Linked DNA regions of Homo sapiens: all the other regions are linked to region 1. The links are chromatin loops, found by intact Hi-C in ENCODE. Cell type or tissue: GM12878. All regions are shown on one strand. Links, peaks and the distances in the headings refer to the core of each region. The heading gives the core; the rest is flanking DNA.

Region 1 (10,533 bases), core at 3,054-8,053:
AGCATGGATGAGTAATTATTCCTTTCTATTGATGAACAATATTCCATTGTGTGGATAGACCACATTTTATTTATTCATCAGCTGATGAGCCTTTGTATCGCTTCTAATTTTTGCTATTATAAATAACGCTGCTATCAACATTAACGTAAAAGTTTTTATGTAGACATATATTTTCATCTATATAAGGATGAGGAAAATCAGACTATGAGTGCTAGAATCTAGGCTTTCTAACTCCTAATATGGCACTCTTTCTACTCACTATAGTCCAGAAATTTTAGAGATACAAGTTATTTTTAAAAATCTAGTGTCACTCATTGTTTCTGTTTCTGGACTTGATTTGCATCCAATATGTGGGAACATATTTTGATTTTTTTCTCCAGATATTTTAAACACTTTTATATTTGCTCATATATCTCTTAATAACTCAGATTGCAGATAGACCACATTGCCATCCTTTTAGCAGGTCTCTAAAACCTGGTGACTTTAATATAATTTTTTAAAATAATAAATAATTCTGAAGGAATTCTGTGGAGAGTTCTTAGGGAATGAGCCACCCCTTGTTATGGGCCTTAGAAAGCTGAGCAGATGAATGCTGTGTGAATGACTTGGCTGTAATCAATCAACATAATGTAAACGATGTGAAATTAAAATTGAGTGCCTGAATGAGCGGTGATTACACTCATTCTGCACTACTCCAAGTACAGAAACAGTGTGCAGCTCTCAGGTAGCAACTTCCAAGAAAACAAGTCCTCTGGAAGTCCACCCACAGCAGCTGGTTGCCACTATTTTCATCTGTGCCCTTCTTCAGAGTCTGCGGGGCTTCCTCAGTGGTTTCCTTATTCTAGCCCCATAGTCTGCCTCATATTTACCTTTAAATTGCCTCTTTTTATGCACCATAAGAATGACCTAAATAAACTTCCTCTTTCACTCATCAGTATTTTTAAGGGAAAAATTAGGTCCGTCACGGTTGAATAACCTGCTGGCCCAAGTTCACACAATTCTGGGACTCCTTAATCCTAATACATGGTAATCTTAACCCAAGAGAGGCAAAAAAACCTGAGAACTGTGGCTGATTGCAAGACATGACATTTGCTTTCTAAGCAATCTGAACAATTTTATTTGTCTTTGGCTTAGACTCCTGAGGTGGGACTCTCAAGCGTGGCTTAGGGAACTCCAAAACTCTGTTCTTACCTTTGTGGCGGTTACTGTCCTATTCTGCCGATTTTGATACATTATTTCCATGTGTCTGATATCTAACTCTCCCATGGGGCTGGGCGGGATGCTTCTGGCTCCTCCCTTAGCCTGATCCTGTGGCGTCTGCTTCCATTATGCCTGCATTCTGCTTTTTTTTTTTTTCCTCCATCTGATTGAGGTGTGGGTGGTCAAGTACTACAAAATTGGATCCAGGAAATAGTGGGCTAACTCTTATGGAAAGAACTCAAATAGTTGGCACAACTAGAGGGAAATTTGAGGAAAGTGAATATTTTCAGGCAGAACTCATAGTTTCCGCCTCTATGAAGCAAGGCCCTTTCCTCACCTCTCCATCTATGTCAAGAGCATAGATTAGGCACTTAGCAAATACTAAAATGTATTTTTGTCTCATCCCTTCTCTTGCCAATATCACATTAATTTATTTCTTGATTAAATGCTTTCTTTCTACCTACAATGCTCTTCACTAGAGCCACAGTTGTCTTTCTATCTTTATGCAGATCCTCCTTCTCTTTTAAGACCCACTATAAGTGAGTCACCTTTTCCAGCAAAGTTTTATCTTCCAAGACCTACCCTTTAACAACACTGTACAATTCTGAATTCGTAACATTTTGTTTATGCTTTTCAATCACAAACTCTTCTAAATGATGCCTAATGATATCCTGACATTTCATATATTGCACCTAGTTTCTCCAATGGCAATAGAACTGCTCATGGCCAAGAGCTGTGCTTTCTATATCTGTGAAATTTCCACAATTGTACTGGGCACATGAAACGAAGTTACTAAGTGCCAAACACTTTCATTTAAACCTAATTTATAATCTGGAGTTGAAGTTTAATTGTAACTACATCTGCTTTATATGCAGCACACATACTTTCATTATCAGTCACCCATGCAAGATCAGGATCAAAAAGAAAATGCATGTGGGGTGGTGTCGACTGGTAGATGTTAGGCATTGACGGTGTGCCAGGTACTGAGCTGAGAACTGGGGATGCGAAGACGAATTAAGGTATGGTTCTGCTCCCAAAAAGGTTATAGTCTGGCAAGGGAGACAAATATGTAAGCAAATAAGTTCAATGTTGAAGAAACAGGACATTCTGGATCTAGAACAACACAAACAAAAGTGCAAAGAAGGGGCTGAGTATAGTGTGTGTGTGTGCACGTGTGTGTGTGCGTGTAAAATTGATAGCAGCTTAGAGGAAGGAAAGAATGGGCCATATGAAGGCAATTGAAAGTTTAACAAAAAATTGAAATAGACTGTCAGTGCTGTCTAATAGAATTTTCAGCAATAACAGGAATGTTCTATATCTGTGCTGTCCAATGTGGTAGCCACTAGTGACATGTAACTATGGAGCATTTGAAATGCATCTAGTGTGACTGAGAAACTGTATTTTCATTGTCATTTTTTAAAATTAATTTAAATTTATATAGTCACATGTGACTAATGGCAATTATAATGCACAGTCCTAGACTAGATAGCCAAACTAGATGTAATGGAGTTTTCTGGGTCATGTGCTGAATGACATCATTCATTCTACCTGGGCTACCTATGCTCCAGACTGATGGGTCTGGGAGAAAAGGATATGCTACGGTGAATGACTGAGTTTTCTCACATCATCTTTAAAACCCTAGTTTTTTCATTCTTAAAATGACAGTAATAATGTCCTCCTCACAGGTTTTGGGGAGGATTAAATAAGATACTATATTTGAAATTGCTTTGTAAATTTAATATATGTAAAAACACTTCCTAAACGCTATAGTTCTTAAGCAGTTATTCTCAATGGGGGGCATTTGACAAATCTGTGGGTGCTTTCCGCTGGTCAGATTGGTTAGGAATGACACTGGCAATTAATTGGCATAATAGGGTCCAAAGAGGCTAAATGCCCTGCAGTGCATGGGACATTCCCACCAAAGTAAAATTTCCAAATCTCACAATGGGCATTTATAGAAGTGACAAGCCTACTTACTGTTGTTGAGCCCAGAATTTGCCCTGTTTAATATATAAACACAAAGTATTTTATATAGTTTCAATAAATTCTGAATTATCCAGGAATGTACATTAAGGGAAGAACACACTTTGTTTCATTTAAGAGTTATTCATTATTTCTGAAAATCAACAATCGAGTCAGTGCCACTCATAAAATTTAAATCTCCCTAATCAGCCTGTATTTGTAGTTATTGCATTTACCAGACTCTATATATAGGTATATCTGATTATTTCATTATGTCTTCAGTGTAGACAGTCTATGTATTTACATATAGAATTACTGTACATGTTATATTATAAATTATTTTCTTTTTACTTCTTTATGTCATAGTTAACACTCTATATTGATTTTTTAAAATTATATGTGTAGATAAATTCTATAACCTATGAATATCGTTTCAGGGTAGTAAAGGGGCCATTGCTAAATATTGTTTTGAAAAGGTAGCACTAATTCTGAGAGGGTTAGAACCACTATTCTAAAAACAATGTAGTCCTTGTTATCACTATATTATAACCTCTTAACTTTATCAGATGAATGTCCATTTCTGTGAAAAATACAAATTGCCACTTATCGTAGTTCACTAGTGCAATCCTTCCTGAGGTGGGACAACATTTCTGTCTTGGAGAGCAGAAGTAACTGGCCCTCATAGCCACCTAGACAGTCTAGAAGGGGCACAAATCTCCCTTTACTATTCTGGTACAAATGTGGGCAGATTTTCTTCTTACTTTCCAGGAACAATTTCTAGATCCCACTAGAACATTTAAACGAAGTCTTACTAATAGCACAGGGAAAATCAAAGTGAGAAAATGAATGTCATGAAACTAGATAAACTAACGTATGCAATGTTCTCATCCTCAACTAGGGGTTCTTTGCAGGAATTCCTTCCTCCTACAACAAGTTTTGTCTCCACGCAATCGTGCTTACCTTTAACCTCTCCATTCAAAGTACCAAAGGGAGCTTGAAGCCCAAAATAAGGAGACTGGAAGTGGGATAAACATTTCCTCATTTTAAATTGTGTAAGGCCTTCTTTTCAAATGCCTCCTTCCTTCTCAAGGACCTGATCTTCCATTGATGATTAACATCAGGAAGTTTGACTGGTTTGTTCTGAAGGCTACCTGGTCTTTGCACAGCTTTTTAGAGCTTCATTCTAGACCACCTCTGAAAGAAATCTATGAACCTGCTAGGTTCAGGGAACAAGGATATAAAGCTGAAGTGTGTGTATTGTATGTTAAAACTAAAAAGTAAAGTTAAAAAGTGATTACTATTTTTCCATTTATTTATTTATTTAAAAAAATTTTTTAAAAATTGTTTTTGAGACAGGGTCTTGCTCTGCTGCCCAGGTTGGAGTGCAGTCATGTGATCATAGCTCATCACAGCCTCAAACTCCTGGGCTTAAGTGATCCTTCCACCTTAGCCTCCTGAGTAGCTGGGATTACAGGTGTGCACCACACTAGCCCAACTAATTTTTTAAATTATTTGTAAAAATAGAGACTTAACATGTTGCCCAGGCTGGTCTTGAACTCCTGGCCTCAGTGATCCTCCTGCTGTTGCCTCCCAAAGAGCTGGGCTCAGAAGTGTGAGTCACCATGCCCAGCCAAAAAATAATTTAAATGCTTAAAACTGCTTTAAATAATAAAGTCTATTTATTTAAAAAATAATATTAAAATTATTTTGAAACTTAAATATTCGACTTGTGTGTAGACCAGGGCATAGTATTATTTTCAGGAATTAAATTCTTTTTTGAATAACGTTAAAAAGAATTCAATAAATTCTAAAATCTTTTTAATGTTTTTATTGTCTAAGAAAATGTGAATTGTAGTTTCTTTTCTGGAATGGAATGTGCAAGGATTCACTTTATATTTATTTATCAATTTGTAATATTCCGACGGCTTTCATATGCATTAATTTTTTTTCAGTTATCAGAGGGGTGGTAGAATCTAGTGATTAAATAATAGATTCTGCAGTCAGACTACCAGAAGGTTAAATCCCAGTTTCCCCACTTAGTAGCTGTGTGATCTTGGGCAAGTTACTTAACTTCTCTGTGCTTTAATTTTATTCCTTATAATGGGGACAATTATAGTTCCTAACTCATAGAGTTGTTGGATTAATACTGTAAAATACTTGGAACACTAAACACTCAGTGTTGGGTATTTTTATTCTATTTGTATCATAAAATTCTGAGAACTAATAGCAAAGTATTTGAGGATGTGAAGGGGGCAAATGGTAAGTGGAAGAATCAGGGCAGCAATCTTGGCATTGAAGTAGTCTCCAAACCAGATTACTGTTTATTAGAGTGAGGTATTCCCAAGCCCTTCAGGGAAGGGCCCTTTTCACCTCACAGGAGGTTAGATTCAGGACATTCCAAAGACAGATCTGTTCTTGCTTCAATTAAGTGAATAAAGCAGGTTATAAAAATGGGCTTAAAGGTGCAATATTATATGCTCCATATGATCTCAATCATTAAAACAAAGTACAAAATAAAGACCAGAAAACAGATAACAAGCAAATATGCCAAAATATCAGAGTGTTTGCCACTGATGGTGGAATTGTAGGTTACTCTGTGCTTTTTTATAATTTTCTCTATTTTCCAAATGTTCTGTATTGAGCAAATATGCTGTTTTGATAATCAGAGAGGAAAAGCAGAAAACCAGAATAATGTCAATAACAGTTGAGATTTGTTCTGTCATACTGGAGTCAAATAATGGAGTCAAAGAGAAGTAGGAGAGAAAGATTTAAAATATAAATCTTCATTTTAGAAGGGGTTTTCTGCTTTAAGCAAGAGCTGCCATGTCCATAGTTTATGAATTTAGCATTCCAGTTAAAAATTAAGCAGATATTAATCAAATGTAATTGCAGTTGCACAAAGGCAGACTGCCTCAGTGAGGAAATGAGGTATAGCAGTCAACAGAACCAAGCAGCCTTGTCTTTCCTAGACAGAGTGAAACGCTAAGAAGTTTTTTCCACAAGAGGGCGATAACTGTTCAGCGTTTCATCAAACGGGCCTATGGCCGCACTGTAAGCCAAGCCGCGATGCAAATAAAATAACTTTTTTTCTCACTGAAGAATAAGGAGCTGCACAAGGAGGCGGCAGCTGGAAGGACCACCACGAACACACTGAGGCACACTCAAGTCAGAAGCAACAATTTGTAGCGGAATATAAAGAGGAACAAGTTTACAGAGTCGTTTAAAAAATTATGTTCAAAAAACGTTATTTATACATACATAAGTTTTTCATGGCTGTTCACATCAGATACTTTTTAATCTGGTGCATCAAACTGGATTAGCACTTCATTCTGTAAGAAAATTCTGGAAATCTACAGACCTTCCTATAAGCACTTTGATTCCACGCTTCCATATTTTAGAATGTACTTCAATCCAAGTGGGTTTCCTAAAAGGAAATGGTTCCCTGAAAAGAAAATGCTTGCGCACGCGGGGCCGGGGGAAATTTTAATTTTCGAATGAAAAGAGATTTTCATTTGTATATGTATATGTATAAAATCTTTGGCGGTGTGTGCTTTGCTAAAGTTCAAGGCCAGTTTTCTCTCTAGTAGTTCATTGGTGTTTTCTCGCATTTACACTAATTCCAGGACTCGGGTTTTGGTATTGCAGATGTTTCTGGACTTTAGTATTTTCCATTTTCTTGGACCTTTCAGAAGCCACCCTTCGGAGCGCACTTAACTCCCAGGTACGTATTCTGCGACTCTATGGAGAGCTGTAATCCTCTCTCTCACTGACGATATCGCTGAGGGAGGTCCTGGACTTCGAGATCTTTTCTGTGGTAGAATGGATGGGGCTGTTTACACTGGTCGCTTCCCCACTTGTTTGGTGTTGGCCTCCACTGGGAGAGCGCCGAACGCAAGATCCTACGGCGCTTTTCCACGCTGTCTGCTTCAATTCTTCCCAAATCTCTACCTTAAGTGCTGGGCAGCAGAAGTTGTGGCAAAGGTGCAGTTTCCACTCTACGGCGTTTATAGGAAGCAAAGAAAGACAGACACGTTCTCCCCCTCGCCCTGCTATCCTTCCTCAAGGGTAGGTTGGTTCAAGCTTGGGGACATTCTTCCTTCTTCCTTGTATTTCTACCTAGCAATCAGCTCAATCCTTTTATGACATTCAGTTAAACCCAGCTGTCCCGCGGGTTCAGCACAAACAGGCCCTATTCGTCAGGTGAAATGGAGTTATTAAAGAAGTCATCCAGACACTTCAAGCAACTGCATTTTAGAGAGATTTTTGGACTGAAACACACACATAATTCCCTTCATTCCTCTCCCCATCCGACCCCACCCCACCCACTTTTTTTCTGCAGAATAGAAATTGACTTTCTGCTGCTACACTTGAGTATCCCGACATTTGACATTACTGTATTTGGGGCAAAACCGTTATCATCCCTCCCTTCAGAATGTTAGTACGTTTAGCTGAGAGTTCATTTGCATTCCTTCCGTTAGTTACCTTGAATTTGGTGGCTATTCTTTTAACTTAAAACAAGTATCAAAACGCGCTTGGCATTTCTGCGTCAAGGGTTAGACTGCAGGTAGAGAGGTCAAGTGGACGGCACAGACTAGGCAACAATGCCAGCAAGCTAAAAACAGTAACCAGAAAACAAATGCTGTTGTTTCCAGCCTCAAAGTCGAGGAGCACAGAACCTTCCTCACCGCCACCCTTTAAACCCTTTTTGCAACCTCAGAATTTGCCAAACCGCTTTCATTTATTTTTCAATTAAAATGCAAATCATTTGCTTTCAAACAGAGCCCCCCCATCCCCATTAGATATACTGCGTAGAGATGCGCCGGGATCCTTGCGACCACGTGTTACACGTCCACTCCCAAGGGGTACTTGAAAAAGTCCCACTTTATTAGGTCGTGGGCAGGAAGGCATGCTGGTTTCGGAGGATCCCCAAGAAAGAGCAAGTCCTGACTCTCAAAGGCATCTGAAGGCAATGCGTTAAGACTGCCCCACCAGAAACAAGCCTCCCGCGTCAGCGGGACCAGGACTCGGGTCCCGAAACTGGTTTCAACCACGCAGTTAGAGCGGAGGGCAGGGCGATCTTCCCCCGGGAGTGACAGGGGGCAGCCCACCCTCTCCGAGGACGCTCCATCGTTGTCACCGCTCCCAGCTGTAGACAGGCAGCAGATCCACTACAACTAGCACCTGGCAGGAGGCACCGGCCTGCCTTCCCGTGCTGCCCAGCGTGCGTCTGCAATACACGCTGCTCTACGCGGGATCGAGCACCCGGGGCTCACCCCCTCACTACCAGGGATCAAGGTACACGGATCCGGAATTTTTTATTGTCATAATTAAGAACAATGCTGCCATTTTAATTTGGCAATGCAAATGATACGTAAAAGTGAACGATGGAGACATCCTTACACCAAGCGTTGCAACTATTTACTCAAGACAGTTCACCCTGAGTTGGATTGAGTTGAATCTCAGTCTCAATCTCTCCCCCACCCCCGTGTCTCTCTTTGGCAACCCCGCCTCCAATAGTAGATACTAACATTCTCAATAGGGAAATATTCAACTCTCTTCCGAGTCATAATATTTACATGAGATAAAAAGGGGATCACTCTTTAACATTGGAATCTTTGGGGATGACTGGCCTCTTTTCCTCCCAATTCCTACCTAGTCCTTGAGAATGCAGTGTCCTGGAGGATGTGAGGAGGTCGCTGGAGGGCCAGGCGCAGAGTGGAGACTGAAGGTTGGGTACCACCGCCAGGGTGGAGTGTCCGAAGGCGAGAAACGTTTCGTTTGTAACGAAGCCAGAGACATAGGCCCCCCAGTTTCAAGGCTAGGACGGGCTATGCCTGCCACCATCCTCCCGCAGCTTCCTGGCCGAGGTGGCAGGGCGCTGGGGTTTAGACCCAAGCACTGGATCCCCGCGTGGAAATGCAGAAGGTCCGCACATCAGCTCTCTTCTGAAGCAAGTCTTGGCTTGACTCCTTAGCACTATTCATGCTGACGAAGGACTTCACCTTACCCCAGGTCAGATTCTAAAGTCCATGAAATAATAGATTTAAACCAGTCTTGAAGTTAATGAAGAAAGATAAAGGAAGAGGAGGACCAAATAACATTGCTTCTATCTTAGAAGGAAATAAAACTGGCAAATATAACCCTTCCTTCCCCCAGTTTCAGACTCAAACTCAAGCTGACCCTTAAAAACTAGTGCTTAGTAAACGAAGGTTATCGAAGCGGAGTACGCCCTCCTGGCTTTTCGTGCTTGGACCCAAATGAGCGCTTTGACACCAATAGCTAAACTCCATCCGTCGGTGGTGCTGATCAAATTTTATTCTTGAGCCATTTATTGCGTTTATTTCTGTTTTCTGCTCATTAAAATTGTAATTAATGATCTCATCCAAATTTGCTGTAGCGACCACCTTCCAATGGTGTGTTACTTTAACATGCTGAATTCTCAAAATTGTCAAAGGGTTTTCCTTCTCCAGCCCGCAGTTCAACCCTGTCGGGAACGTAAAGATCAGCCAGAGATGGAAGAGATTTAGAGAGTAAAGGAAGCCACCCTTCAACTCCTAAACTCTAGATAGACATCCCACCACCACTGTCCAGGAGCTGGTACATCTCCATCTCCCGTAGCAACTCTAGAATTGGGAGTAGGCGCCAGAGTTTTGGAGAGGGTTTTCAAAAGCTTACAGTTCCCAGGGTGTACCTAGATGCTTCTGTATCTAAAGTTTCCGCCTGAATTTTGATGATTCTACCCCCATGTAAACCCAAAGGAAATAACAACAATAATCAAAGGGAGAAAAGTTAAGGGAAAAAACTCCCTCACTGTTCTCAGGTATAAACATCATCTGACAGATAAATATTCCTATTAAACGGATTCAGTTTTCAGCGAATTGAGTAACCCATAAATGATAATGAACGCGGTGGGAAGCGACGGGCGGGGGGGAACTCGGGAATGAAAAAAAAAATAAAGTGGAGGAGAAAGAACAGAAAAGGAAAGCAGGAGGTGGAAAGATGGAAGAGGACGATCCTTTGGCCTACAAGGGGATTAAGGACATCTATAAGGCTTAAGGAGCAACAAATTAATTTACACAATTCTGGGAGAGCCCAGATGGCCTTTAATTAATCCCTTCAAAAGAAGGAGCCAGGCCAGGGCTGCGCCGGCTGCCTGCTCCATTAGCTCCATTTTACAAGGGACCAGACTTGGTTCGAGGTGAGGCGCCCTCCAGAGCTGGTGGGGGAAGGGGATAGGATGACGCGAGCGGGCTAGTGGGGAAGCAAGGGAAGAATATGAACTGCTTTTCCATAAAAGGGCTGAGTTTTCATTATTCCTCTCTTTAAAAAGTAATACCCTCTTCGTCTCTGCTTCCCCCTCCCCTTTCTCAT
Region 2 (10,533 bases), core at 3,028-8,027, 600 kb after region 1:
AAGCAAGCAAAAAAAAAAACAGAAAACACGATTTTAAGGTGGACTTTTAATGCCTGCTTACCTCTAAATAATAGGTTTTTTTCTTTTCTTTCGTTTATTCACTCCTAAATTCATGCCATGTTGGTGACTGCATACTCTCTCCCACCAAACTGCAAGACTTGCTTTTTTCTGGATAAAAGAAGGATAGAGTTAGTAGAGGAGAACCAAGGCAGCCCAAGAATTAGAAGCTGACATATTAAAAAGTTGAATCACGAAAATTTGCCATGGACAAATTTTCCATGAAAAGGGGAAGAGGGGAAATTTTGATAATATGCCTTGTCCCCTTCCCTGACAGATTTTTCTCCACAGTAAAATAACCTTCTAATATACTATATCATTTACTTTTTTATTTTCCTATCTCTCTCTTCTACCTAAAATATAAGCTCTATGAGAGGAGCAGGGATTTTTTTCCCTGCTGCTATACCCCCAGCACCTTGCACATAATAGATGTTCAATTAGCTCCAGAATCCACACTTTTAACCAACATTCTGTTGTTCTTCTTGAATCTATTAGTAGTTTCTGCCACCCCACCTTCAGCCAGCCCCATAATAGCTAAGCTGCTTATTTACTTGAGTCTGTCAGGCATGAACCTGTATAATATCAAAAAGAGGGAAGAGGATATGTTTTACACTGAAGAATCCTAGTTTGGGCAAGACTTTTGCATTTCCTCTAAACTTTCCTCATGCTCCAGCTAGTCTCCAAATACCACAAAGGAACCTAGCTACTGGCCATGAGACCAGCTATTCTGCCAGCAGCCAGGGTCTCCCCGCAGCCCTGTATGCACAAGAACAGCTGCAAACACAAACACAGCTGTTGGGTTTAATGGACTATTTCTCCATTTCTCCTCTTCCTCATTTCACCTGCAAACAAACTGTAGAGATCAAAAAAGTAATTCAAATGTACTACCATTAAAGCCACACAGTAAGTTGGAGCTCTGGTCTTCCTTCCCTTGTGTTTCATCAAAAAGAACTGGCATGTGGAGATAAATAAATGTTCAGTTCATTTTAGAAATCCTGATCACTGAGAGAACAACAAGGCAGTGGCAAAACCTCCCAGATATTAAGTCAGAAAATCTAAGTTCTCATCATACGTTGGAGACTCCTGTAACTTTAGGTAAGTCAAATTCTTTCTGAGGCTCAAGTTTCTGGTCTGCAACAAGCAAATGATATCCTCAATTACCTCAGATGGTTGCTGAAATGGCAAAGTTAAACAGTATGTTGTGAGAACATAGGGAACCACAGAAATACAACATAATATCAGATATTAACCTTCCTTGAAATCTAGATAGATAGATAGATAGATCGTTCAGAAGACTACAAGTATGTAGAAAGGGCAGGAAAAACGGCAGATGATTATCCAAAAGTATGTTTGTAAGACATCAAAATAATTTTCTACCTTCCTAAATTTGCCAAATGAGATCTTTAATAGCACTATTAAGTACATTGCATATTATTTTCTTCATTTTAGGGAATGAGGCTTAGAGAACATTAATTTATTCAACGTACATTCATTAACCACCTCCGATGCAAGCACTGAAAGTTAAGCTTTTCCAAGCCAACATTTCTTTCAAGCAGCAAAATCAGAATTCACACTCAGGTCTGTTTGTATCATATTAACAAACATGATACAAAATGTCTGGAAGCTGTAAGGAACATTAGAGTTCATTCATTCCCAACCCTCTACTCCAAGCAAGGATAGAGAGAAAGATTCTTCGCATCATTAATAACGCAGATGCAAGCATAGATAGGTTGCTGATAACAATCTCAGATGAAAAAACCAACATACGGGATGACAAGGCAGAATGTGTTAGTTAATCAAATTTCTTAATCATTCACTGGCCACCTAGGCTGAGCCAGGTAATAATATGGTAGGTGATTGTGCAGGTACAAACATGTAACAAATATTTCCCTACCCTGGAGATGTACCAAAGCTAGGGGGCAACAGACGGAGGAAAGGACAAAGACATCCAAGGACACCCGAGGATCATCCTTGACCAACTTGTTTCTCAGCACAGGAGAGACAGTCCTTGGGAATAACTTTACATGTGTTGTGGTCGTTGTTTTTAATGTGTGTGGGGAGAGTGAGAGGACACTGGCATTTTTAGTGAATGAAGCAAGTCAATTTTGTGCTGTTGATGTAAAGGTCATCCCATAGGTACATTGTGTAAGGCCTGGGGGAAAACGTCATATTAAAAATAATCAATGTTTGGCTGTATATACTAACATTTGATTAGCACTTTAGGATTCCCAGAACACTGACAAATGGATTATCTCTTTCAGGTTAAAACATTATAATTTACAAAAAAACCTGGATAACTTTCTATGCAGAAAATGAAAATACAGAAATTCTGTTCTCTTGCTTCACTTTTCTTCTCCATACAAAATCAACCCTCCTTAACTCATCCCCTCAAGTTTGCCAACGTTAATCATTTCCTATTAAATTCCATTGGAGACAGGGGGCATAGAGAGAAAACGTATGCCCTTGCCCTTTAAAAATAAATATATATATATATATATATATATATATATATATATATATATATATTCTGAAACATATGTGGCAGGCAGCTCAGAGAAATGAGTCACATTTCCATATGAAGATTGAGGATTATCAGTAAACTTGATGAAAGCTAAATTCTCTTTCCCAGGCATAACTGCCACACAGGAGCTTCTCTCTCTCCCCACTTCTCAATGGTTCATTATTATGCAGGTAGCAGTTAGAATTCTGCAGAGCAGGAAGGCGTAGCTAATCTCTGAAGTCCAAAGTTTGTTAAAATGCACGTAACTATACATAAGAAAAATCTTAGATTCTTCTGTTTCCTAAATGCATATGGGGAACTAGGTTTGAAATTAAAGATAAAAAAGAAAAGTGAAGAAAATTGTTGTTTCTCTGGGTGTCATATATTCATCAGGATAGAGCTGCAGAACAAATTCGATGAAATAAAATTAGTGTTTATAAGTCAATGTGAACTCTAAAAAAGCATCTGAACACAGAATTTTCCATGGACATTTGGAAACACTTAGTTTCTCAGCCCCAACTCACTAATGCAGGTTCAATGAATATTAGTGAAGAGGAACCACCAAGGGGTAAATGGATCTTTAATTTTTATTTCCACTCTCCTTTTTTCATCCCCCAAAATGGCCCTTTCGGGAACATCACACACCGGGGCCTGTCGTGGGGTGGGGGGAGAGGGGAGGGATAGCATTAGGAGATATACCTAATGTAAATGACGAGTTAATGGGTGCAGCACACCAACATGGCACATGTACACATATGTAACAAACCTGCACGTTGTGCACATGTACCCTAGAACTTAAAGTATAATAATTTTTAAAAAATGGCCCTTTCAATGCCTCCTTAACAGTTCAAACAGATGTCTTATCCTTTGTGCCCTGTACTTGGAATCATACTTGTTAGCCTACTTTCATATAGAATGCTTTAGAATTGGCGTTGTCCCGGAAGTCACTGATTACTTTAAAAGGATACTTCCATGCCTGGAATAGGATGGCCCAATCCAGGCATAACAAGAGTGGCCACTGAAGGAGATTTCATCTGAAAGCAAATGGCAGTCACTGATGGGTATCAAGAATGGAGACATAAAGAGCAGGAGCTCATTCAGGAGGGAGGTTTACAGTGAAGAGAAGGGAATGAGCATTTATGGAGTGTCTGCATGAGGTCTGCTGCTTCGCTGCATTTTCTCATTCAATTCTTACAACTCTTCAGGTGAACATTATTATGCTCCTTTTTATAAATTAATTCTATCAGCAAATATATATATATACTATCTATTACATACATAGACATCTATTTTTATTCATCGTTGATAAGTAAACAAGACTAGAAGGTCCTCTCCCTTACGGATATTATTAGATAATATAATTCTAAAAGGCTTCATATCTAGAAAACATGTATGCATGTGTATTAATAAAGGGCTATTAAATCAGTGACTATACACTTCTAATAGCCTGATGCACATTCCATACCTTTGGAGTTCTTTGTCAATTGTAAAGCAAATATGAGAGTTTCATTTGTGGGATATTATTAATTATATTGGGATATCTCCTGATCTGAAAAATGGGGATAAGAATACTTACTCATAGAGCTGCTTTAAAGGTTGCAGGAGACAACAAATATATGTTTATGGGCTCAATAAATGTTATTTGCCCTTCCATTTTGCTTTATTTCTCTTCCAAGTTATTCAAGTTATTCTCAAGTTTCTCTTCCAAGTTATTCTCTTCCAAGATATTGGTAAATGCCATTTACCAATAAGTAAAATGCAATCTGAGAAGCATTTATATTGGATTCCCATAAGGGGAAAATGATTAATTTCTTAAGCAATGAAAAGATATATTTTGAAGGAGCCTTACCTGTGAAATGGTCTCATTGGCTGACATCCATGAACAGCATTAGAGAAAAAAATTGTTGAATCTAAAAAACATATTTTATGCTTTCATACCACTCTGTAATTTTTAAAAACCTGAAATTATAGGGCAGCTTTATCACAGCGAAGTCTTGCCCACATTCTTCTTCTAATATGTCTCAAACTTATAGTTTCAGGAAAAACATGAGAATGAAAACAGCAATATTTGGTAAACACCAAAATATCAGTGATGCTACCTTTAAGAAACATTTAATAATAAACTTGTGCTGAACTTGTTAATAAGTGCTGTGCTTTTATTCTCATTCTCTCTGTCTGTCTCTCTCTCTCTCTCCCTCGTTCTCATTTCTGCCAATTGTCTTAAAGATGTTACAGGGTTTAAAACAATATATTGTCATAAATCTCCAAAAGATGGCGATGGAGAAAGGCATTACCAAGTTGGACTTAGGATTCTTCCCCCCAGTTAAAAAAGACACCGAGCTCCCTATTTCCTCACCAGTTTGGCTGCTTTCCCAGCAGTCTTTAGTGATGAGGAATATTTATCAGTACTTTTTCTTCTTCTTCTTGGCCAACTCTGTCAAAGAAAATTCCAAAAGAGAAGGCAATCTCAAAATAATTGTCTTACTAGAAATCAACAAACCAACAGAATCTTACTATCTAAACAACTGTTTCCCAATTTTCTCCAAAGTACAAAGGCATGCCTGTGGAGTGTTTCAGTCTATGTTCCAAGAAGCAACAGTGAACACTTTTTCCTCTTGCAATAAATATCCACAGTAGAGGCCATCAAAATAACAGTTTGGTCCAAAAAAAAAAAAAAAAAAGGTCTTTATCCTGATTACCAAAATCTTTTGAACATTTACTTTCAAAAGATGAAGTATAATTAGACATAATTATCTGTTTCTTTGTAATGTCTTCCAGGAGAGTCTAGAAAACAGTTCTGACATAGCAGTGTGACCTTATATAAATAATTGTTCCTCCTTCTGCCCATTCTTTAACTACCAACTGAGATAACTGTTAGACCATGGTTTTCAACAGGGGTTAATCCCCATTCCACCACCACCACCACCACTGCCAGCAGCAGCAGCTGCTGCAGCACCCACCCTCTGCACTCTCACCCAGATTTTGGCCATGTCTGGAGACATTTTTGGTTGTCACAACTGGGGGATGCTACTGACATCTAGTGGGTAGAGGGCAGGGATGCTGCTAAACATCTTACAATGCACAGGACAGCCCCCCACAAAAAGAATAATCTGGACCAAAATGCCAATAGTGCCAAGATGAAAAACCTTGTTAGAAGATCTATGAAGATACTTCAACACTGAACTTTTACAAAGAGTTACTGCATATGCACAAATATGTATACACACACAAATATATATCGAACCAAGGTTCCCACTTAAATAAGTCTCAGATACATCTTGATGTTCCAAACAACAAGAAGGAAGTGCAAAAATTCGGCAGCTAGCCAACTAAGCAACATACACTAAGTGTTTCCAGTAGACATAATATGGGCAGAAAAATGTCTTACAATGTAGTTTCAAATGCAATAAAAACTCAGCCATTGTGAGCCCCACCCAGAATAAATAAGGTGGAGAACATCTGAAAGAGGGAACAGCTGCATGGTCTATAACAACCTTTTACCTCAAGTCAAATCCTGATGGAAACCTAGTACTTTGCTCAAACTAAAGCAAGGTAACCGTGAAGAGAAGTTTATGAAGATTTTTAAATAATGTATTCTTCAAAGGAATTGGTCCATGGATCTGACCATATATGTATCCCATTGATGTATCCCATTATAACAGTCAGAGCAACTAGATAGCCAGATCGAAAACACATAGATCACATTTACAATAAAACTAGATGGCAAGGTATCCACATGGTGTGAATCCCCAAAATCACATAAGGTGGAAAAGCCACCAGCAGCCACAAGATGTTCATACTGCCAACATCAGTGCAGGAAAAAGCAAAGAAAAACAATACAGGTCTATGGACTAAGAATAGGAGAGCCTCAAAATAGCCAGCAGATATTACTAGAAATCTTGGCAAGCCAATTTGAGAATAGGAGATGACACTGGGACAGTTTTGCTCAATCTAATATCATGTGTGTACAAAGGACATAAGTAAATACCTAAAAGAGCTGGAGCAGTCTAGCCACTGTGCACACTGGAAACTGACCAGCCAGGTGTGTCTTTTAGGATGGGGACTCATACCGAGGAGAAATGGTGACAGTGGGATCAAAATGAAGCAGGTCAGGCATGGTGGGTGGTGCCTGTAATCCTGGCTAAGGCAGGAGAATTGCTTAAAGTGAGGAATTCGAGACCAGCCTGAGATGCATAGTAATACCCAGTCTCTAAAAAAATTAAAAGAAAAAAAAATAGCCAGACATAGTGGCACATGCCTACTGTCCCATCTACTCAGGGGCTGAAGTGAGAGAATCTCTTGAGCCCAGGGTTTTGAGGCTGCAATGAGCTATGACTGCACTACTGTAGACAACAGAGTAAGACCCCTTCTTTAAAAAATAAATAAATACAATTTTTTAAAAGTTAAGCAAGATATGGACAAAAAAAAAGACAAAGAAAAGAAATGTTTCTGATCTAGAAAATTAGCAAGAAATCTCAGAAATCAAGCTGTCATGCTTCTTGGCACAACATAAAAATAAGCAAACAAACAAAAGGAGAAGAGGGAGTTCTATAAAGTTGCACAGCTATCTGAACCAAGGCTCCTTCTAACATTCTCAAAAAACTAAATTAACATGAAAATGAGCAGCAGGAATGTATTGAAGTCTATATCTTAGATAGTTACTATAAGAGAAAAGATAAATAAGAAACAGAATAACATCCTTATAGTTCAGGTCTGCCCAATAGAACTTTTCCTGGTGATGGAAATGTTCTATATCTGTGCCATCCAACATAGTGGCTCCTAGACACATGTGACTATTGACTAATGAGCCCAGGGAACCAAATTTTAACTTTATTAAATTTTAACTAATTAAAATGTAAATAGCTATATGAGGCTAGTTGGTACTATATTGCATAGCACAACTATAGAAAAGAAAAGCATGCCAGAAAAAAAATTTCAAAAAGCAATCAAAACTGTAACATAATACTTCAAAATGATTTAAAGTCATTAAGAAAGTAATACAATATGACAGTAACATAAATCAAAATTAGAATAATTGACTGAGATAACACTCAAGAAATAATTAGAAATTAAGAAACAATTATTTTAAAAGTGAAGACTTAATTAAAAGAAAATGAGTAAATAACAATACTTTGAAATAAATAGAAGAAAAAAGGAGAAAAAAATTAAACATCAAAAGCAAATGAAGAAAGAGATGAAAATGATGTGGGAAAAGAGAGAAATATTGAAGCAGTTAAGAAGACCCAACACACGGATAATATGAATACCTGAAGAAGAAAACCAGTATTGATAAGCACTAAAACAAATTCTCAAGAATATAATTCAAAAACAAATTTCTGAAATAAAAAAGACTTGAAACTACATATTGAAAATGTACAATATATACTTGAAAATATAAACCCAGAATAACAAAAAGCAAGAAATAAATATTCTTGTAAAAGAACAGGAATTTAAAGAAAAAATTCTTTTGGAATCTGGACTAAAGAACATATGACTTACATAATTGATTGGATTATTAGTCTGTCATTAGACTTTTCAACAACAGTTTATCCCAAAAGAAAACTGAATAACTGATTTAAAACACTCAAGAAAAAAAGTGCACCAAATATTTTATATTCAGAAAAACTAACATTCAAATATACAGGAGACAGACAGCAAGCGATAATAGTTCAGTTTCTATTCTCCTCACGAGTACTTCTCAAGGAATCTACTACAGAACAAGCTTCAAACAACCAAGATCAGTAGAGACTGGTGAAAAACATTAAGTATGTAGCAATTTATAGAATTAAGTGAGGATTAAACGGGAGAAATTATAGTATGTAATGGCTATGTGATCTAATAATACAAATCCAGTAAAATTATTAAAAACTGTGGGGAGTACAGGACTAACATATATAAAACAAATGATAACCTGTTTTCAGTTTTTTTAGAATTGGCAATGGTAGTATTAGTATTGTTGTTCTCACCCTATTGTATGTATACAAAAGGAAAACAAATAATTATGGGGTTTCCTAATTCTATTACTCCTGTGCCCTTGAGAACTAAAATTCTTGGTGCAGAATTCAGAAGACAAGGATATAATATAGATCCAGATAAATTAAAGCACACTAAGCTTAAATATAAATTGGAAATATTGGTATGAATTTATAAGTATTTTGTGTGTTTACACTAAAAATATTTATTTCAGTAATATTTTATATTTTTGTATTTACATAATACAATATATAATGCATATATTATTCATATTATAAAGTGCGTATGTGTGTGTCCTAGCTCTGTCCACTGAAAAGGCCAAGAAACAATGATCAACCAAGTAGAAATAAGGCTCTCTCGTACTTAGGCTGTGGTTTTGAAAAACCATCTCTATAAAAAAAAACAATCAAGCAGCAGAGCTTTTCAAAATATAGCTGTTTTCAGGTCAGCATCAGAAAATGTACAAGATGACCCTGAAACATCTTGACATATCAAATGGATAGCAAAGAGTCCATGTAAGATTACTAGGGTCATGGCAAAAGGTCTCAGAAATCAATTCCTCAGGATCTCACTGGCCAAAGATGAAACAATGTAAACTCGAATAAGGATAAGCAGTCCAACAGATTGAAAACCAAGAAATACATTTAAATTATGTTTGAAATCCATGAGTTCATATGAACCAATTGATCTTAAATTAAGTAAAAAGACAGCAGTCTGTCACTAGATAAACAAATGATAGATAAGGGGACTCACCTCCTTTAAAATCTTCTTCAGCGAATAAGAAAAAACAAAATGATAGAAAAACACTCTTTTTTAGCCCCCAGTGAAGGAATACATTTAAGTATTGAGACTTAACAGCCGCTGACATCACAAAGAAACAAAAACCAGATTTGATATGTCTCTCAGTGAAGTGACACAAAACCAAAGGGATCAAGCCTGAGATGCAGCTGACAACGTTTAGGAAATCAAAGTGGTAGAGTAAGTTATTAAATTGTCCCTTGAGTGTGCCATTAGCAAAATCTAGACTGCAGGTAACTCTGCAGCTAAGTAACCCAAGTCCTTCAACAGGTAAGTTATGAGAAAGTGAAAGGGTGAAGGGGGCCTATAGGATAAACAGGACTTAAAAGAGACGTCAAGTTAAAAAGGAATGGGCAAGATTAAACTGTAGTATCCAAGGACTGATACTTGAGTAATAAACCATAAGGAAATTCAAGTAAGTAAAAATAGGGACTAACAGAAAGTAAGAGAGGACATTGTAATTAGGATCAGGTACCTAAAGGAACTTCTGTAGTGACTGGAAATATTCTGTTTCTTGGCCTGAACAGTGGTTACAATGATCATTGGCTCAAAATAATTCATTAAGCTCTACACTTGTTTTGGATTTTTTTTATATCTATGTGCATGTGTGTGGGAATTTTAGGCATGGATTTTCTAGAAGAATAGAAGGAACTTGAGTTTGACTATTTCCACCCTTTCTGCTAAAATGAGGTAACAAGATTTGATCCTTTGTTAAAGAGAACTTTATGGAAGATAAGACCTTAAGTCTCATCATGGTTCCACCATTACCTTCTGCAAGACATCATGAAACACTCAATGGCTCTAGTCTTCAGGTTATCTTCACCATAGCCAGGCAAACAAGGCCTGCACCATGTGGCTCAGGAGAACATTTTCAGCCTCCACTTCCATTCCACACAACTGCCAAGCCTCTCACTTCTGTTCATCATTATCCAAACATGTCTCCATATCTCTCCCTTTATGATTTCCTTAATTGTCCTTATTCTCATGCCTTTAACCCATTACCCTTTGTAATCTACTTCAAATGTCACTTCTCGGAACTCTGAGTTTAAGCTACTTTTTCCTCTGTGCTTCTAGACCACTTTGTATGTGTAGCTATTGACATAGGAGTTACCATATTTCTAACGTTGTTATGTCTGTACTCTCACTAGACAATGCGGTTCTCAAGAGCTGCATTTTCAAATCTGCAGTTCTAGTACAGAGGTTCT
Region 3 (10,533 bases), core at 2,752-7,751, 730 kb after region 1:
AGGCTGACTAACACTTCTTTCAAAAACTAACTTAGTTTTTAAACTAAAAACTAAGTTATTGATTTAAAACTAGTTTTAAAATTTAGTTTTTTGGCAGATTTAGCACACACACAAAAGAAAAACCTTAAGCTAAATAAGTGTTAGCTAGGAAAGAGGAATTGAGATGACTGAGGATCTAAAACCATGTTTCTCAACAGGTTTTTTAGAGCTGAAAAGAGAAGCTCTGAGGACCCAGGCACATGAATACCTCACAGGTTTTCTCTTTTAAAGTTAGCCACAAGGAAAAGGATGTGCTGGGAATTTTTGGTGCTGAAAACAATTGGATGGGTCTTAAGTATGTAAAACGAAAAGAAATTGTAGGAGTCCGGAACTCCTCCTCCGGATCTAAAGAGAGAGGAGAACTATAGATAATGTTGTTTCAAAGAAAATTAGTTGTGCGAGAAAGAGATATTAAATGTTTCATTCCAAAAGCCTACATTAAAGAGTAGTGTCTCTAACACCGCCACCAGACAGTCTCATATGCTGTTTCCTCTTCCTGTAACAATCTTTGGCCACTACTCCCACTGCCACTCATCTCCAGCGTCTCCTTCACGGCTCTTCTCAAACATAAAACTTCCTCCAGGAAACTGTCCTTTACAATCCCCTTCACGGGTTCAGGAAGCTCACACGGCACCCCGTGCCTGGCTAGCATTACACTCATTCCACTGACTCCAATCCCAGTTGATTTGCCTCCTCATAGATGATAAATAGTGAGCGCTTGGACTGGCTCTGATTTACACCCCGTGGAGCCCAACACAGTGCCTGACACAAGGCAGGGCCTCTCCAAATTTTTGTTGAATGAATGAAGTCTTCCAGAAGTCAGAATATGTACACAGGTCCAAGGTCTATACACCTACTTCCTAAGAGTTCTATGAGAGCATATTAAAGATTTAATGACAGCCAGAGGCAGTGGTGTGCACCTGTGGTCTCAGCTATTCAGAAGGTCAAGGCAGGAGGATTGCTTGAAGCGGGGAGTTTGAGGCTGTAATGCACTAAGACTGTATGTCTGTGAGTAGTCACTGCCCTCTAGCCTGGGCAAAATAATCAGACGATCCCATCTGTAATTTTTTTTAAAAAAGAGGATTTATTGACAGAAGACATTACTCCACTTAGATGTTTATATTCAATTTACTCTGTCTCAATTATTAATTATATATTATTTGTATATATTACTTGTATATGATACTTGTATATATTATTTGTATATGATAGGTCAAAAAAGGCTATTATGTAATTAAAGCATCTGTTTTTCATTTTAAAAACATCCATAAGCCAGGCACAGTGGTTCACACCTATAATCCTAGCACTTTGGGAGGCCGAGGCAAGTGGATCCCTTGAGCCCAGGTGTTTGAGACCAGCCTGGACAACATAAAGAAACCCATCTCTACCAAAAAAAAAAAAAAAAAAACAAAAAAACAAAAAAACTTAGCCAGACATGCTGGCGTGCACCTATAGTCCCAGCCGCTCAGGAGGCTGAGGTGGGAGGATTGCTTGAGCCCAGGCAGTTGAGGCTGCATTAAGCCATGATCACCCCTACACTCCAGCCCTGCACAACACAGTGAGACCCCATTTCAAAAAAAAAAACAAAAAACTATGAGAAATTGAAATATGTGCCAGTGTTTACTCAATTTTTACACTGGAAAGCCTAAAAATTAGAACTCTCCTCTCAAGCACAAGGTCTCACCATTCATGGTCACAGTTACCCAAATTACCCAGAAGAAAATAATATCTTCCAGAGAATAAGCCTGGATGGGTCAACCCAAAACCACAAACTGATTCGAACTGATAGTTTTTTCCCCATCTTCTTACAAGAGTCTTATTTAGGCATCAGATGCTTTAATATAGAAAATAATCAAGGTCCCATTTAGGTTTTTAAAATGTTTTGCTACAGTGAGATTAAAATAATGCCTCACACATATGGTTATGTCTTAATGCCAGGAGAGTTATTCTATACATTCCTGTTTACTCACAGAAGATTCATCAACATACATACTTTAAATACTTTGACAGCATAAAACTTAGAGAAAAGGGCTTTAGGAAATGATTTTTTTTAATTTTAAAATTAAAAATTAATACACTGTGAAAAGCCCCAACTTACAAGCACATTTTTTCCAAAGATACATTTTTATGTCAACAGTTAGAAATTCAGAATATATTTACCATAGGATATAGGAGTTAGGCCAAATTTATTAACTAATCTTATGCCTAAGATGCTATAGAAATTTTCCTGCCATACAAAACATGTTTCTATTATAATATGTGTTCAGAACTTCATGACATTCTTGATTGGTTGATTCAACAGTTACTCACAACCCCTTTGTGTCTTTCCACCATCTACCACAGACAGTGAAAAAACTAAATACTTGCTTTCCCTGCCTTCCTTTCAGCTAGAATATAGAATTTGTTAGGCTCTCCAGTGTAAAAATTGAGTGAACGTTACATGCCACCATGTGACATGGTTCCAGTCAATAACAGGTAAGCACAAGTCTAGTGGATCTTCTGAGAACTTTACTTCCTTATAACAGGAAGATGCACAGGAGGAAAGCTTCCTCACTGCCACTTCTCCCTTCTTGTTTTGGATTCAGACACGATACCTGAAGCTATGATAACCTTCTTGTGACCAGGAGACAACAAGCAGAAGGCCAAAAATACCCAAGAATGGCAGAGCAGAAGGATGGAAGGAGCTGGGCTTCATTATAACATTGGAGAGTAGCCAGACCAACAACTCCAGCAACCAAATAACTCTGTCTTCTTTTTAAGTGTGTTATTAAATGACTGCATCACAAAAATCAGTGTCAGGTTTTCTGTTATCTGTTACATGCAGCCAAAAGCATTCCTAAGTGAGACAAATGCCAACGTGAAACTCTAGAAATACATGGCTCCTACTGTAGTTGAATTGTGAGTTGCTCATTTCCTTCTGTCTGCTGGACAGTGGCTGTCAGGATTTCTGTTTTCAGAGCCTCCTCTCCATTTGTACCTTCAAATACAGTGGAGTGACAAGGGGAAAGGCAGGCCAAAAGCAGGAAATATTCACATGGGTCCCAAAGGAACTGAAATTAAAAATTTCAAGTACTGGAGATTTCTGCCAGTATAAAATACGTGGGGACCCACACCACCCCAGAGACTCACACATGAGACCCAGAGTAAGTTTTAAGACTACTTCATTTTTTTTCTCACTTTGCAAAAAGTGATTCTCTCAACTCTCTATCCTAATTGTGTTTCTCACCTTTCTTAACCTAATACAAAACTAAATCCAGCCTGTTTTCTTGCCTTCTGGCCCTGAAGCAAGTGCACAGGTATTTTGAAGTTTACTGAGAAATATATCCTGCAGATACTGCAAGGAAGCAGATGGGGGAAAATGTTTCTCATTTAGTATAAAATAGTACAACCTCTCTGGAAAGCAATTAAGCAATATGTATCAAATTTCTTACAAATATAAATATTATATGGCTAGAAACCTTATCAAGGTTGTCACTCAGAATGCTGTGCACCCTTTTAAAATGTTCAATAAACTTTGTAAAAATGTTAGTAATGTAAAACATTCAATAACATAAAAAAAACTTCTTTGCAGCAATCATATTAACAAAAAGTTGGAAACAAAGTTCTAATAATACATGTCCAGTAGTAATCATATTCAAGGCAGCACAGGATGTTCACTCTCTTACTATGAGGCCAACTCTAAGATGGCTCCCAACGATGCCTGGCATTCACCTGCTTGGGTAATTGCCTCCCTTTGAGTGTGGGCTGGATTTAGTAAATAGATTATGACAGAGGTGATGGGCTGTCACTTCCCAGATTAGGTTACAAAAAGTCTTTGCCTTCTGTCTCGGGTGCTCTTTCTCACTGTCTCTCACTGGTTCATTTACTCTGAGAGAAGCCAGCTGCCATGCTGTGAGCTGTCCTGTGGAGAGGCTCAAATGGCAAAGAAGCGAAGTCTCCAACCAATGACAAGTGAGGGCCAGAGGCCTGCCAACAGCCATGAGGATGAGCTCATATGGATCTTCCTGAAGTAGAGCCTTGATAAGACTGCAGCCCTGGTGGATACCTCAAGATTCTAGGGCCAAGATCCTGAGCCAGAGGCACCCAGCTAAGCCCATCCAGGTTCCTGAACCACAGAAACTATGAGATAACAAGTGCTTGTCCTTGTAAGTCACTACATTTTATAATGATTAGTTACACAGCAATAGATAACAATTACACTTGTCATGTATAATAGGGGGACATTTGAAGCAACTTAAATGTCCAGCAGTGGACAAATACTTAAATTACAGTGCATCAGTTCAATGAATATAAGGCAGCCATTAAAAATCATGTTTTGAAGATTTTTTGATGACAAAGAAATGATAATCACACAAATGAGGAAAAAGTTGAAGTACCTGATATCAATATTACCTTAATACCAGGAAATGTTTTCTTCTTTCCTTTTTTAATATTTTTGAAATCTTCTAAAACTAGATGTGTTATAATAAGAGAAAGTATCTTCCTTCATTTTCGTTACTTACACTTTTCCAAAAAAAGATGAAGATCTTTATAGAGAGAAATGGTGAACTTCTGTAAGCATCAGAAAAAAATAGGAGCTGGGACTGATGGTGTGGGTGAGGAACATGAGAGCCCTTTGGGGAAATAAGATGGAATTGTGGCTGACGACCCTACTACCAAGTCCACCTCTCAATCTGTGGGAATCTGTTGTGAGGAAGGAAATGGAAGAAGAAATCACTACCTAATTTCTTCTTCTTCTCTGTTTCTTAATCTCACTACCCCCAGGCTGTACCTTGCACACTGGAGTTGGATCACAGAGGGATAGAGAGCAAGGGTCTAAATGTAAATGGGATCAGCCACAAATTCTCAGATAAAATAGGTAGAGAGGAAAGCCAAGGGATATCAAAGGGCTCCCCAAGTGATTCTAATGCACAGCCAAGGTTGAGAACCACTACCTTAGCCACCCATCGCTTGCTCTTATGTGGCTATAATGAAAGGCTGAGACAAGAACATAGGTCTTTCGGGATAATCCGCCCATGTATACTGCTGATCCTGCAAGTAAACAGAGGGGGGAAAAATTCTTCCCTCTTATTGTAAAATGGTATGACCTTTCTAGAAACCAATTAGGCCACATGGATCAAAATCCTTAAAAATATTAATATCATGCTGTTAAAAATCTGGCTGGGCTTTGGTCTAATGGTGCTCTCACCTCAGTGAACTGAGTGATATGGCATATCCTCTAAATTTAAAAAAAAAAAAAGAAAAAGGCTGAATTTGTAAAATTTCCTAGCTTCATCCCAAAACACAATGCCACCTGATGTCACTTTTTAGCATTGTGCTTTTCTTCTGCCTCATTCAAAATCCTGATACATGTTGAGAGACTTAGGCCCTTTTTTTGTTTCTCTCATTATTTTCCTTTGGTTTGTTTTGCTGTGTTCCCTTAGCAGTATTTTAACCTTGACTAGACGGCTGCTAAGGGGCTGCCTGGAGTGACACCCAGTGGTGATAATGAGGCCTGACGGCAGCTCCTGGCTTCCCAAGGGCAGCTAACTCAAACAGCCTTTCCCATGAATGTCTCCCTCAAAATTCTCTTTCAGAACTTTTTTCCACATTTCCTATAAGTGATGTTTTTATTCCCCAAAGGTACCCATTTTTAGGAATCTAAGCCATTTTTTCTGTTAAAGGATGTTTATTAAGTAGCTGTTGATCAATCATCTATTCTATAGAAGCTTCTAGAAAAAAACTATTGTTAGCAAATGGTCAAGAGTGTTCTTTAAATAAAATAACAGGGTGGGAAGCTTCTTTGACATGAAACAGCCTTATCAAATGCCTTCTATGCTGATACCCTGTCAACGGAAACCAGTCATTGCAGAAGCTCCTTTACTTAGAAACTTTTACAGAGAGGAGCGTAACTACACGCCAAGGTGAACAATGTGCCAGCTGTTCCCACCACCAACAGCAGTGGCGACAGTCACTTGGTACTTCTGAACATCTTTAGGAACCTAACCTATTAATAAACAAATGAATTAACAGGATCCTAGAGAAAGAGTTCAAGCAAACCATGACAAAAAGCAAGTAGTCAAAGTTTCTATCTCTCAAAGTCCCCGGTAGTATTTTACAAAGGTCTTTCCCTCATTTCCAAACGTCCTTCCAGTGATCTTCACTGGCCCCCTCCTTACATGTGAAATCCACATTCAGCTTTCCAAATACTATCTCCATAGTGCCTCAACACATTCTGTTTTTTCTGGCCGGTGAGATAAATAAGTAATTTCAAATTGACCAAAAGAATTTAAGTCATTGAGTATTGTCAGAAATCAGGAGGTAGAGTTGTCATAAATGAGAAAGCCCATGATCTTGAGGGGTAAATATGTGTAGCTTTCTGTAAGGCAAAATCATTTTAAAAAACAGAAATGATATTATTTGAAACTCCTGTATTAAGACCATTCCAACATGGAGTTGTGAGATCAAGTTTTGCCAGTCACTTGGTTATATACTTTAGCCATTTTTGTAATGCCACAAGGTCAGATCAAGGCTTAATGTTGTCTTTTCTAATTAGAGTTCTTAATATAAATGGAGTAGGAACACCCCTCCAGCCCCACGAAAAGAATCAGTAGAGAAATCAGCTTGCTATTGCCAGAACACAACATTAATTAAGACTAAACACCCACCTGAGAACAGAACACCCCCGGAAGTCAGCACACTCAAAGGGTGAGTGGCAGAAGCACTGGAGTCACCGTTGGATTTGAATCCCCATCCACCACCTACTAGGCAGCTGATCTTGAACTAGATATTTAATCCTCCCAATCCTCAACTCACATCCACAAAATGTGGATAATATTAGTTCCCACCTGATCCCATCTGGTTGTTGGGAGGACTAAGTGAGGTAATGTATGTAAACTGCCTAGTAATGCACTTCACGTGTAGTAACTGCTACTAATGTTAGCCACTAGAATTAAAAGAAAATCTAAGCTACTTAAATCTTTAAAGAAATGGATATGGAGCAAATGTCAACATTTTCCACTTAAGAATAACATTTTTTTCTAGGTTTGGGGAAATCTCCCTCTAATTTTATAGCAGAATGAGAATGAGGGAAAAAACTGCATATGATCACAAAACAAAATAAATTATTTTCTCTCCAACTTAAAGAAAGAGCTACAGCCAGAAATGTGGTAGTTTTGACCTCCTCCTGAAAATATGTTCTATGGAGCAAGCTGTAAGATGTGTATCCGAACAGAGAATGTCCCACTCATCAATGTCTACATCAGGACCTCTTATCAATGAGAACCGAAAGTCACAAGATTCCATTAGCCCGGAGCTATCAAGGTATTGATGAGGCTGTGGGAAGACTTGTCCTTTATTGTAAGCTGCCTAGACACGCTTTCCTGATGGGGAAAGGGGCCTGTGGTGTCCTCTGCATGCTTAAGTATCTTTAGAAATACACAGAAGGGGGAAGGATACCATTAAAGCAGTTTTATCTTAGCCAAGGACTGCATCACATGTCTGAGATCAATATGACTCACAAGACATATAGGTGGTTGATAGAGAGTAAGTTATCTTTAGTAAATTAAGGTAAGAGGTGATGTGATTGGGGGTGGGGAGGAGGCACACTCTCTTTTGAAAGATTAAGCTAGAAACTTCCGCACGTAATTTGACACATCTCGGGAAAAAAAAAAAAATGTTTCCTGCAACCGAATCTAAAATAGGTTCCATTCCCTAGAGTTTCATTTGTGGTGTAGCCCAGCTGAATAGATGAGGGCTGCCACCTCTAAGTCTAATCTTAAAGACATTTTTTAAAAAACAAACTATCTCCTAATAGATACTTATAAGCTGTACATCACTGGCTTCAAATGCCAACACGTTGGTTATTACTCTAGCATCATTTTCCAAAGTATATAATGAAGTTACTTTATTTTACTATAAACCTGATCAAAAGTAGGTAGGAAAATCATATATATTAATATACAGTATCGCACAGTAATATATAGTATATAGTTATAAGATAAAATTATTGAATATATAATTATAAGTAACAATTTTAAATATAAATGTAAACCATATGTAATTTAAAAGACTATTTAAGGGAACTGTGATTTGAATATGTTGGAAAGCAAGAAATATATCTATAACTCAATCATCCTTTCAATTATCTTGTCTTATGAATTTGCATTTGTGTTTTCTTAAAGAATACTTTTATTTTAATAGCTATAAATGCACATGCCTACATATAGATATGCAAAGTAATTACATTATGGATGCTTGAAATATAAGTAACTGGAAGAAAATTCTGAATTCTTGTAAGGTATGGGATGAAAAGCTCTGTGGAGAGAAACAAAAAGTGAATGATGAAAAAAGTGTCTTTTCCGAAGCAAGAAGTGCCTGATGGCGCAAATCCAGGTATTGCTATGGGATCCTACGCCTCCAGATTAACCTTAAACCTGTCCTTTAGCATTCCATAAACATGAACTACCCAAACTACCCAGACATCGCTAGTCCTGTATGTCCATTTCACTGCTTTCTGTTTACACACAAGGAGGAAAGCAGAGAAGCAAGTCAGACAAAGGTGATGGTCTTCAGGATGCCAAATAATTCTGTGATATTTACTATATTCAAAGAGCTGGGATAATGACTCGTAATGCATCTACTACAGCTGTTACTATGATACAGCAAACAAATGTTTTAAAGAGTTACTGTGATAGAGTTATCTTCAAGATTTGTTCCCAAAAAGTGGATAAAAGAAGAGTTGGGAATTTGGATGAAGAACAGAGCAGGAAAAATTCCCATAGGATTTTGTTTGAACCTCTGTGATTCCAGCTTAGCACATCTGTCTGAATGAAGAATTGATTTACATGGATATTTTATCTTTAGTACTGAACTGGAAGTACCTTGAGGACAAGGGACCATGTTTCACTTATTTTTGAACCTTCACACTGTCCACCTATGTGGGTTCTATCTTACATACATATTCAATACTAAGATTTTTTCAAATGTCTCCTCTTCTGAGAGACCTTTCCAGACACCCCAAACTAAAATCGCCCACCTCCAAGTAAGAAGGGGTATTGTCATTTTCACTGCTCAATCCTCTTAGCCTAAAACAGTAAACAGTCAACAGTAAGTGCTTATTGGATGAATAAATGAAATATCTTGTAAAATAATGCTAAAATGAAATCTGAAAATAATCCAAAAAAGAGGGCTATTGGGAGAAAGAGTGAGCAAATCCAACCCAGAAATTTTCATACAGGGCTATCAAAATCACACCTAAAAAGAGGTTCATAATCTTCCAGTGGAGATGACTTTGACTACTTTAATTTAGAGGTATGTGGCCAGGGTCTAAGCCCTCTTTGTCATTGATATACTTGACTGGCAGGCATGGATCTTCCCTGTCACAATATCTGAGAGGCTAAGTAATGACTGGCGCCACTTGAGTGGAAAATTCTGCACACTGTCAATACAATGGGAGTCAGAAGCACATTGTTACTCATCCTAATCAGAATAATTGTACACAGGGATGGCCCAGAAAAGAAAAGGAAATGAATGCCTGTCTGTAGGCAACAATGCAACTTCATTTAACCTTAGCAGACCAGGCAGCTGATATCATTTCTCCCTGGCACTCGCTGAGATTCTAGTGTCAAAACAGCTTCTCATTTGCAATGTATGACAGTTTCCTTACATCTAAAAAGACACTGCCACAAGTCAATAGACTATAAATTGCACTTGGAAATAGGATCATCTTAACTAAAGCCTGCCTGCTTTCCCCAGGAGGCCAATGGCTGCTCCCCCTCCTTTTAATAATTTGTATGTTTAGGTGTTCGGTCAATTTACTCTACACTTGTAATGTCTTATAGCCAAGAGCATCAATCAGATTCGGTGTGACAAAAATATCCTGCTACAATATTACAGGTTATTAAAGGGATGATGGGAACGGGCTGCATGCATTTACTGGGGCCCTTTTTTCTCATTTCAGAAAAGCTGTCATGGACCTAAACTGGTAATTCATCTTCCCTCCACTATCAACAGGTGGCTGCTAAAAGTGGACTTTGATGAGCTACTTTCATACATCTCTTTTATCTTTCCAAGCACCTCCATCCAAATTTCCTGCTTTTCCACTCTTTCTTCTTACCCTGAAAATAGCATGATTTTCGGTAGAAAGATCTATGTGGAAATATAGTATGTATCATTTTTGGCAAGGTGCTTGGGACACTAATGATATTTCATGGGGGATTTGCTGAAGTTACACAAGTTTCTATTATTCTCCTTCAGTAGAGGCCATACTGCCATTCATACATTCAGGTGGCTCCTATTTCAGGCCTAAAGTTTGAACCACATGCAAAAATTATTCATAAATGAAAACCAAATGTTTTAATACACATCTCTCTAACAAAGTAGTTGTTTGATTGCTACCCTTTTCATCAGACAAATTAAAAATAGTAACTTGGGTTGGCAGCACTTTGTTTTTCTAAGTTTTGAGGCTAAATGGCAATGGGAACAAAGATGTCACAAAACAAAATATGGCACTAT

Evidence for each region. A loop is a pair of places that touch in the nucleus more often than their neighbours do. Peaks named below come from ENCODE experiments on the same cell type or tissue, not always from the same donor. Only the 100,000 strongest peaks of a DNase experiment are listed, where the experiment ranks them.
Region 2: a loop joins it to region 1, with 18 times the contacts of the local background. A loop is called at or near these places in 7 of 110 quality-filtered maps.
Region 3: a loop joins it to region 1, with 15 times the contacts of the local background. A loop is called at or near these places in 31 of 110 quality-filtered maps.

What each region holds. Positions count from the first base shown.
Region 1 is chr4:84,499,671-84,510,203 of GRCh38, reverse strand. No RefSeq gene overlaps it. Among named protein-coding and RNA genes, the nearest start is that of NKX6-1, 5.6 kb to the right of the region's middle. RefSeq lists silencers at 6,075-6,124, 6,205-6,254. In GM12878, for the core only: a CTCF peak has its summit at 6,169 (motif pointing right); a DNase peak (open chromatin) is centred at 6,203; H3K27me3 peaks cover 271 bases.
Region 2 is chr4:83,901,195-83,911,727 of GRCh38, reverse strand. No RefSeq gene overlaps it. Among named protein-coding and RNA genes, the nearest start is that of GPAT3, 370 kb to the right of the region's middle. In GM12878, for the core only: a CTCF peak has its summit at 5,594 (motif pointing left); no DNase peak of the experiment used is centred there.
Region 3 is chr4:83,766,287-83,776,819 of GRCh38, reverse strand. No RefSeq gene overlaps it. Among named protein-coding and RNA genes, the nearest start is that of GPAT3, 240 kb to the right of the region's middle. In GM12878, for the core only: a CTCF peak has its summit at 5,522 (motif pointing left); no DNase peak of the experiment used is centred there.